2 separate regions of the Homo sapiens genome follow, and region 2 is linked to region 1. A link is a loop called in an ENCODE intact Hi-C map of the cell type or tissue named here. Cell type or tissue: IMR-90. All regions are shown on one strand.

Region 1 (5,000 bases):
ATTCTGCAATTTGGGTAGGGTTTGGAGGGATGGTGTGTTACAGCTCCACTTGGCCTCAGCTGAGGCTGGGGCTGGGCGGGGACTCAGCCGAGGCTGTCAGCTGGAGCGGGCGGGCTCAGTTCTTCTGCACATGGCCTCTCCACATGCCCAGGTTGGGCCTCCTCAAAGTATGGGGACCTTGGGGACTGGCAGACAAGGCATGACTTCCACCACACTCCCCCCGTGAGTAGCAGTTCACAGGCAGCCCAGGTCCAAGGGGAGGGACCTATGTGACCTTGGGCAAGCTGCTGAACCTCTGATTCTCAGCTTCTCATCCAGTTTCCTGCCTAGCTACAGCTGCATTCTTAGTGCCTAGAACCAGGCTCCACAGATAATAGGTGCCCAATAAAGAGACGGTGCAGAGCAATGGAATGGGCAAACCAGGTCATTCTTTAACTGTGCGGGCTGCATAGGATCACTGCAAGGATTCAGTGTAGGGAAGCGTATAAAGTGCTTAGTACTTCAGTACCTGGCCAAAGCACAGTGCCCGGTCAAGGTTAGTGCTTGTTTCTCAAAAGCACCCAGCCATGTGAGGCACAGCACCTGTGACAGGTGGCGAGGCGAGCCTTGCTGTAGGTCGCCCTAGATACCTGGTCAGGGGTAAGGTGGGTGCTGCTCCCCTTTTTTGCAGCCTGGGCCATTTGTTCAGAACCCAGAGGTGGGGCCAGGTCTGAGTCAGTCTTCTCTCTTTCCTCTGGGCCATAACAGGAGGGGGCAGCTCTGGAGAGCAATGGCAGCCAGGCAAGTGGGGAAACGGCTGATGCCCAGAAGGCAGATCTTCCTGCTTTGTGAAAGCAGGAGCTGAGAGAATTCCTTGTCCTTCAGCACAGAGCCACCAACCTCGGACACCTTCCCCCATGGTCCCCGCTGGGAGCAGCTGCCCATTTGGTGTAGAGTCAAATCACTGCTCAGGGGCCTTGACCAGTTCATTAGCCTCATCTGTGAAATGGGAGGAGAGAGAGTTCTCACTGTGGGGGCTGCTGCGTGGGTGCGGTCATGCATGCGAGTGTCCTGTGGCCCTTGTAACAAATGACCCTAAACTTGGTGCTTAAAACAGCAAGAATTTATTATTTCACAGGCCTGGAGGCCGGACGTCTGAAAACCAGGTGTCTGCTGGGTGGTGCTTGCTCCGAAGGCCCTGGGGGCGGCTCCTTCCTCCCTCTTCCAGCTCCAGGTGCCTGATGGCTTCCTCAGTGCTCCTTAGCTGGTGACAGCACTGCCCAGCCTCTGCTTCCGCCGTTACCTCGCCTTCTCTGTGTGTGTATGTGTTTCTCTATGGACTTCCTGTAAGGACACCAGTCTCAGATTTAGGGCCCAGCCTCCTCCACTATGACCTCCTCTTAACTAATTACATCCGCAGTCGTGGCCCTAGCTCCCCAAAAGGCTGCATTCTGATGTTCCAGATGGACACACATTTGGAGGGACACCATTCAACCCAGCACAAAGGGCTGCTCGGCTGGTCAGGGCTCCCCAGTCAGACCTGCTGTCGCCACTGCTATGATTAAAGCTGGGGAAGCTGGACTTCACTAGATGATCTCCCAGGTCCTCCTGGTTCCCGGAAGCTCTGGGATTCCTGTTTGTATTCTTGCCCCACCCTAGCCTCCCACTGTGGTCCCATCCTCAAGGAGTCCCTCAATTCACAAAAGCCAGAGCATCACCCGGAGATGGAGTGATTCTCTCCAATATTTACTGGGACCTAACTCTGATTTAAATGTCCACGGGGGCTGTTGAGATGGCCCCTGACCATCTCTCTCCCCGCTTCCCCTCTGTCCCTCTGTCCCAGACATGTTGGCCCTCTCTTACACTCCTTTCAACCAGTCAAAAACACCCCATCCTCCAAGCGTTTGCACCGGCTGTTTCCTCTGCCAGGAGCACTCTTCCCCCAGACCGCCAGGTGACTCCCGCTCTCCCTGCATTCAGATCTTGGCTCAGAGTTGCCTGCCTGCCCCCCTGCCCCCACCACACAGCATCAGCCATCACCCCGACCACTCCGTACCTGCCTCAGAGATTTATTTTTCGCAGCATTTACAACCACCTGGCTTTTTTGTTAATTGCTTTGTTAATTTGCTGATCGTCTGTGGCCCCAACTAGAACAGGCAGCCTCCACGGGGCGGGGTTTACTCCGTCCAGGCCACAGCTGCATACCCCGTGCCTAGAACAGGGCTCAGCAGACAGCAGTGGCCCAATAAAGGCGCGATTATAGTTTAAAAGCAGTTCTGGGTTCTGGGTAGCTGTTAGTTTTTCAGAAAATACAAATCCAGCTGCTATAAAAAGCACAAATCCTATCACGCTGGATCTGAACTGGATCTGAAATAATATTGGGGATCGCCAAGGGGCTCAGATATTTCTTTAAGTCGCCCGTGAGCAAGAACCATCAACTTGGCCACATCCTCGTTTGTCCAGCAGAGGGCAGCTGATTCCCAGCCGCTTGGAATTGCTCTGCCCAGAAGGGCTCACTTTTTTTTTCCTCTTTGAAATTCTGAAATTGATGGGAGATTCAAAAAAAAAAAAAAAAAAAAAAAATCCCACAGTCCGTGTGAGTGGGGGAAAAAATCACTTGATTTGATGCACAGGCAATTGGGCAATTGTTTCCTTCTAGGTTTCAAAAAACCTTCTCTCTTTCCAGAATTTTGAAGGACTTGCGGGGGGCGTGGGTTAGATTTTTGATGAGCTCAGGAATGGACCTCGGTTTCTACAGGTGTTTGAAGGTCTGATGGATCAGGTGCAGCCCAGCAATGCCTGCAGGTGTCATGGTCACGGAATCTGTGGGAGCAGACCTGCCCTGGAGACACCTGCAGTGAGCCTGGGAGTCACCCCGCTTGCGGAGGGCGGGGAAGGGGGGCACGCAGGAAGCCTGTGCTGTGGGTCTGGTCTGGTCCTAATTAGCTGTGAGACCTTGGGCAAATCACTTAACCTCTCTGGTCCGTTTACTCTTCCGTTAAATGGGATGCCATATTAACTCCTCTTGAAGTTCCTTTTAGCACAAAAGTCCAGAGTCAAAGGAGAGGGGAAGGCTCCTAGCCTGGGTGCCTCGGGCAGTACAAGCCTCTGAAAGCTTAATTATGTCGGATATCGTGGACCTAGGCGGATCTGCAGTTCACCTTTATCTCTGGGTGTGGAGCGGAACTGAGGCTGATTCTTGGCGCTACCACTAACTGGACATGTGATCTGAGGTCAGTTTGTGTCTCTGAGCCTCAGTTTACCCAGCTACAGGCTGAGGACATAGTCCACCTTTGCAGAGGTGTGAGTTTTCAATGTGATAACAGACAAGGGTGGACTCTCTCCTCTCACTCGAGAGCCCCCCTCCCACCCTGGCTGCCCCTGCTTGCCCAGGACTGTCCAGGGTTCCCTGACATGCGGCCCCACAGGTCTGGGTGTGGTCCTAGGGGCTGATGTCTCTCCTCTTCCCCACTTATCAGAATGCCCCCAGCCTGGCCTCTTCCACCTGAGTCCTGTTCTCTGCCTTAATCCAGTGAGTTCATTTCTCCTCTGACAGCCCCTTGAAAAGGTCAGTGGGGTTCCAGGGAGAGAGTTTGGGGAATTATCTCGGCGTCCACCCTGTGTCTGTAGGTCCCTCCTGGGGTACAGTGGATCTGCTAGTGCTTATGTGAGTGAGTGAGTGTGTATGAGTGTATGAGTGTGCAAGTGTGTGTAGGTGTGTATAAGTGTGTGCAAGGATGAGTGTGTATAAGTGTGCAAGCATGTGCGAGTGTGTGTATATGAGTATGCAAGTGTGAGCGAGTGTGTGTGCGAGTGAGTCTGCGAGTGTGTGAGTGAGTGTGAGTGGGATGAGGGGCAGACAGTGGAGAAAAACACAAATCTTTTCTTTTACTGGAGTGAAATTAACATAACATACAATTAACCATTTAAAGCGTGCAACCCAGTCAACACTCTTTTATCAAAGAGAATTTACAATAGCAGGAAAGCACTGAGAGGCCACCATCGGCCAGGCCCCTGCCAGAAGCTTCGCCACACAGTGTCATTTCGTCCTTACTACCTGACTCCAGGAGGAAGGGCGTCAGTGGGTGAGGAATCTAATGCTCAGAGAGGCTGAGCAACTTTCCCAAGAACACCCATCCAGGACGTGGCGGAGCAAGAATCAAGCCTGGGGTGCTGGAGGTGACTGGGGACACCTGCCTGGCTATGGTTCTGACCCGACTCAGGGGACTTGGGAAGGGTGGTGGGCAGGCATGGGCGGGGACGGTGGGCAGGGCAGCAGTAGCCCCAGTGAAGTCACTTGACCTCCTCATCCCTTCATTTCCTGCTCTGCCAGAGAGGAAATGTTTATACAGCGGCCCCACACAGACGCTCCACAGGCCTGGGGTTGCAGTCATTAGCTGAACAATGAGGGCCCGGCCTGTCCCTGGCCCCAGAGATGGCCTGGGGTCAGGCAGCCGGGCCTGGCTCCTCCTCCACGAATTTGCCTTGTGATCCCACCCTGGGCCTGTTTCTCCATCTGGGAGAGGCAGAGGCTGAGGGTGCTGGCCTTTGGGACTCCTCTGAGGCCCCCGGCTGGGTGATCCGTCTGGTGGTGACATGTGGGGAGGAGAGTGGTCACGAAAGGGGGATATGTCAGCAGAGAACTCTCCCCCAGATCCTTATCTCGCACGGTTTAATCATGCGGGTTTCTGATTCAGCTCAACATTTCAACAGCCGCCTAAGAAGTCTCTTCCGAGTGGCTGGCTTGGTCTTCCATTAGTTGGTGCACTGATGAATGAACCAAGCAAAGGTTTATCCTGCACCTATGGCCAGCTGGCCGTGGGCACCTGTGTGCATGTGCGGAGCTGTCCTTAGTGGGTGGCTGTCTGGCCAGGAGCTGTGTTTCCCAGGTGTCTTTGCATCTGGGTGGGAACAGGCCACTGGTTCTTGCTGAGAGAATGGGTGAGAAGAAGGTGGTTGCTGCTGCTCACCAAGGAAGTGTGTTGTATTCACCACAACTCTCTGTCTTTTCCCCTCTCCTG
Region 2 (5,000 bases), 150 kb after region 1:
AAATTTAATTATCAACAAATGACATGTGACATGTGGATACCTTTATACGAGAGAGAGAGAGAGAGAGAGAGAGAGAGAGGAAGAAACTGAGACAAACCAAAATAGTATTTTGAACTCACTGAGAATGAAAAAAAACATCATGAGCCAATGTGATAACTTATCAGGTGGAGAAGGATTTACAAGTGATCAAGATTTTTGCAGACAGGTCGCAGTCATGCGCTGTTTCTGTTCCCGGAGGGCAGTCTCCTTCTGGAACCTTCGCAGCTAGCTTCTCAGGCAGGAGGCATGGCGGCTGAAGTCGGGGCTGCTGGTCTCCCCCTGCAGGGATTTGAATCCCAGTCCCTCCTCTCACGAGCTGCGTCAGCTTGGAGAAGTTACTTAGCTTTTCCGAGCCTTCGCTTCTTCATCTGGGAGGGTTGCTGCTTCCTGCTTCTCGGCTTTGTGGGGAGGATTCTGTGAGCTAAAATACATGGCACGTTTAGAACACCTGGCACCTGGCGGTCCTTAAATGCTGTCTTTTGCTATTAATCACATACCTCCCTATCTCTGCTTTTAAAAAAATTGAATAGAAGAAGCCAAACGTGCAAGGTTAAGAGCTTTTCATCCTCAAGGAAAAAACTTCATCTCTCCCTGCAGCTTCTCTGTCCTCCCCACCCTGCAAAAAGCCGGGGAAATGAATCAGCCTCCAGCCTCTTGCTTTTTCTAATTCTTTGATTACTGCATGATTGCAGCATCCACTCAGTCTGGGGCTAAAAAATCGAAAGAAAACAAAAATTCTTGAGCCATTTCCAGATACCGAATCTGACTCAGTGTTGGCAAAACCTACAAAATGAGTGACCAAGAAGGATAAACAAGTTTAGGTAAACACTCTATAGACTGATTCATGATTTAAGTACATCAGTTAGCATTTAGCTTCATTTACCATCGTGTTTTAATGTCATTAAGAATGTAACTTCTTAGAAAAACTAAGAGAGTCTGTTTTTAGCCCAGACATGCAATTAAGGGAATTAGTAACGTGATACATCATCCTCAGGAACTCTGATATAGTAAGAAATCTCGTGCAACCCTTTATAAAGACGTTCTTACAACCGACGCCAGAGTTCACGGAGTTTCAATGTGAGGGCAGCAGGGAGCAGGAAAAAAAAAGGAAAAAGAAAAAGAATGAAATTACTGTCTTGCTCTGAACAGCAGTAAGAAAGGGTCTGGAATCGTGTGCAGATATTAAATAGCATAAAATAGGGGTCCATTCTGGAGAATTAAGTCATTTTCTGTCTGGAACACAACTGTGTTCAAGCCTCCCTGGCTCCATCTTTGCAGAGGTTCATGTGTGTGAGACTGGGCTGGAGTTGGGAAAGCAGAGAAAGGATTTTTTTTTCTTTCCTTTTAGGGATTTTGACAGAGAATTCGTTTTCTGACAAGCTTTGGGAGTTTAGTTACAATTTCTGGGAGCTTGGGATCATCGAGGTCAGGGCTTCTCCACCTGGGCACTGCTGATGGAGAATCTGGGCTGTCCTGTGCGCTGCAGGATGTTGGGCAGCATCCCTGGCCTCCACTCACCAGGTGCCAGTAGCACCCCCCTCATGGTGATGACACCACTGAATGTCCCTGGGGGCAAAATCACCCTTTAGTGAGAACCACAGCTCTTGATGAATCTGTGTGTTTCGCAGATGAGGAAACTGAGTTTCAGAGAGGGTAAGCTCGAGTGAGACCCAGGAGCAAAGTACAGGGGAGGAGGTGGCACGGAGCAGTGGCAAATCAGGGTGTCAGGACCAAAGCCCAGACCCTCCACTCCATTCCTGGGCAATCAGGTTGCAATTCTCAGTCTCCCTAAGGAGCCTGTCCTTTTGGACCCAACCAGGAGAGTCACAGGCCCTGCCCTGGGGGAAGGAAAAGGATGCAATGACTTTCTGCATGTGGGACACCTTCAGGACACCCTGCACACTGCACATTGTGGGCACACAACAAATGTGACCCATTTCTCTGAACAGAAAGCCATGGGGCGGGGATGTTGAAGGCACTGATTTCAGAGTCCAACGTCTGTGTTCAAGGCCTTTCTCGGGTCTAGCCCGGAAAGATTAACAGGAGTGTTCTACAACTCAGTTCCTCATCTCCAAAATGGGGGTGTCTGTCACAGCAGTACCCCTCTCACGGTTCTCCTTCGGGAGACTCAAACAAAATAATGCACTTAAAACTCTCAGCTCAGTGCTCTACACATGGTCAGGGTCAAATGTATTTAGCTCTTATGACTGTTATTGTTGCTGTTACCATTGGTGTTGCTGTTGTTGGTGATGGTGATGGTGTTGGTGTGTTAGTGTTGTTGGTACTGTTGGTGTGTTGGTAGTGATGGTGATGGTGTTGGTGTTGCTGTTGTTTTTGGTAGTGACGGTGTTGCTGTTGGTGATGATAGTGTTGTTGTGCTGGTGTTGGTGCTGGTGATGTTATTGGTAGTGATGGTGTTGTTGGTGTTGAGGGTGATGGTGTTATTGGTGTTGGTGATGGTGTTGTATTGGTGTTGATGATGGCAATGTTGGTGATGATGATGTTGATATTAATGATGTTGATATTATTGTAGTTAGTAGTGATAAAGTTGTTGGTGTTGGTGGTGATGGTGTTGTTATTGGTGTTGTTGATGATGATGATGTTGGTGGTGGTGGTAATGGTGGTAAGGATAAAGGGCAGGGGAGGGGAATGCAGACCTGATGCTAGGGCCAATCGCATTTGAAGGTGGCTCAGCCTCTGGTCTGACCAAGGGTCACTCCCTTTCATCCTCTCTGACCTTTAGAGCTTACAGCACCCCACCTCATTCCCACTACCTGCCTCTCTCTTTCTCCTTAAAGCCTTCCCTGGACCTTCCAGCCCTCACCTTCCTTCAGCCTCTGAATCCCTGAGTGGTAAGAACTCCTCACACAATTGCACATCACCTCTTTTTCCTCTTACTCCACTCTTGTCAGCAGTGGGACCTCAGAGTGCCAGCCAGAGCAGACACAGGGGCTTTGGGGCAGCTGATGGAGTGGCCTTAACTCAGTCTCTTAACTTTTTTGATCTCGATTTCCTCCCCTGTGCAGAAAGGTGATAAGGAGACTTTCTCCATGGGGCTGAGAGCCAAGAATCCCTACTTGGAGCAAAGTCTGTCATCTTAGTTGTTTGTAACTCCAACTCCCAGGACCCAGCACCATATGGAGCACATGGTAAGGGCCCAATAAATGTTGGACATAAGGAATATAAGAGAATGAAAGGCTGGGTCTGTATTTCTGGGTGGTCTCTTCATTTCTTTCCAGAGAGAGAGAAAAAGAGAGAGAGATTGTTGTGTGGATTTTATGTGAACACAGCAAAGATTACTTTCTGTGAGGAGGTGAGGGTCATCCACCCACCCACCACCACCCATTCACCCATTTATTCATCCACCCTTCCACCCATTTGTCCATCCATCCATCCATTCATCCACCCACCTGTTCGTTGAAATCATATTCCCATCAGGTGCCAGGCACTGGCTAGTCTGGCTTTGAGGATTCAGCAGTATTTCAGCACCTGCTATCTCAGAACCAAGGTTGGCCCAGAGGAGACCCTGTGGAATGTTTGTTGAATGAATGAGTAATTTTTCTTCTGAAACCAAAATGGAATGCTTTTATATTTTGAATGAGTAATTCTTTGAGTAAATGAATGGATTGGTGAAACAATAAGTGGTGTTGGGATAGACTAGTTCCAGGAATCCAACTCCATTATCATCTCAGGCCTCTGATATCTTGGCTCTTTGGCTCTGTCTGTGATTGCTTGGCAGCTTCAGCACTTGTCAGTCTCTCCCAGGAGGAGGGCAAGCCCTGGGGCTGGCGGGTTGAGAGGTGTCTTCCCAGGGCACATGGTGCTGCTCAGTGACTGGGGACTGTGCTCTTTCTACACCTTGTGGGCCCTTCTCCAAAGGACCCACCCCCCAAGGGGACCCTTGTCCATGAGTTGCTTCCTCTTCTCCAGCCGAACCAGTTGGTTTCTAGCCCACCTCCGGCCATCAGTGCAGAGCAGGGCTTTAGGGAGTTGGGGCACCCACCCTCAGTATTCCACTCTCTTCTGCATGAGGTAAATCTCCAGTCATCAGAAGAAACAATAAGATGAAAAGCTGACCACATTGTAATGCTCATTAGCACAAAAACCCACAGCTGCACTTGATATTGGGGGTGGTAGGGGGGAAGGCCAGGAGGGGAGGCAAGGGGGTCCTGTGGATTGCCCACCTGTAGCCTGTGAACTCACCAAGTGCATTGAAAGGGGAGCCTCGTTTGTTAAGTAGATGATGATCAATGCCACATCTGATGCCCGATTGGAATGGGACAGGCCTGGAAAGGGCCTGATTGGGATGAGCAGTGTCTAGGGTTCCGTCTCCACCTGCACCTGCAATGGGGTAGGGATGGAAAGGGGTGGGCACACTCTAGGCATGTTTGGCTCTATCTGTAGTGGGTGACCCAGCCTTCCCATCATGCCACCCTTTCTCACCACTCCTGTAGGAGCCCAGACTCCCTGCTTTCGAATCTCAGCTCCTTTACTGCTTAGCTGCAGGCAGGTGAGGCCCAGATCCCAGGAGAGGGATTAGACCCAAGCTGTTTGCTGTGTCCACCTGATAATTATGGTAACATATTTTGAGCGCTCACCTTGGTCCAATGCCAGGTGAAGCACTTTGAATGGTTGACTTCCCAAAACCTCGCGGGGTGGGCGTCATCGCCATTGTCATTTTGTACCTTGAGCTCCCAAGGCTCAGCAAGATCCAAGCAACTTGACCTCTCACACGGCAGGGCCAGGACTCCACCCTGGTCTGACCCTGAGCATCTCTGAGCACTTGGAAGGGGTCCACAGCACCCGGGAGTGGCCGGTGCTGTGGAGCTGAAGTTGATGAGCTTGTGAAATGCTGAAGCCTCCCTGGGCCTGGGGTGGGTGGCCCAGCCACCTATCCTGCAGATGGAGAGCTGGGTCGTGCCTGTGGGCAGGGGGACCTCAGCCAGATGACCTATGTGCTA

Evidence for each region. Peaks named below come from ENCODE experiments on the same cell type or tissue, not always from the same donor. Only the 100,000 strongest peaks of a DNase experiment are listed, where the experiment ranks them.
Region 2: a loop joins it to region 1, with 4 times the contacts of the local background. A loop is called at or near these places in 3 of 110 quality-filtered maps.

The regions. Positions count from the first base shown.
Region 1 is chr16:86,070,567-86,075,566 of GRCh38, forward strand. No RefSeq gene overlaps it. Among named protein-coding and RNA genes, the nearest start is that of LINC01082, 120 kb to the right of the region's middle. RefSeq lists an enhancer at 3,810-4,578. In IMR-90, a CTCF peak has its summit at 2,443 (motif pointing right); DNase peaks (open chromatin) are centred at 2,455, 4,325 and 4,635; H3K27ac peaks cover 1,381 bases.
Region 2 is chr16:86,222,398-86,227,397 of GRCh38, forward strand. LINC01081 (long intergenic non-protein coding RNA 1081) reads right to left here. Exons shown (of 6, transcript NR_104139.1): 4 at 4,243-4,380; 5 at 3,450-3,565; 6 at 3,183-3,270. It overlaps LOC124903744 (a long non-coding RNA gene), which reads right to left and starts at 675. Exons shown (of 3, transcript XR_007065165.1): 1 at 537-675; 2 at 120-460. In IMR-90, CTCF peaks have their summits at 297 and 1,934; DNase peaks (open chromatin) are centred at 364 and 784; H3K4me3 peaks cover 689 bases; H3K27ac peaks cover 2,630 bases.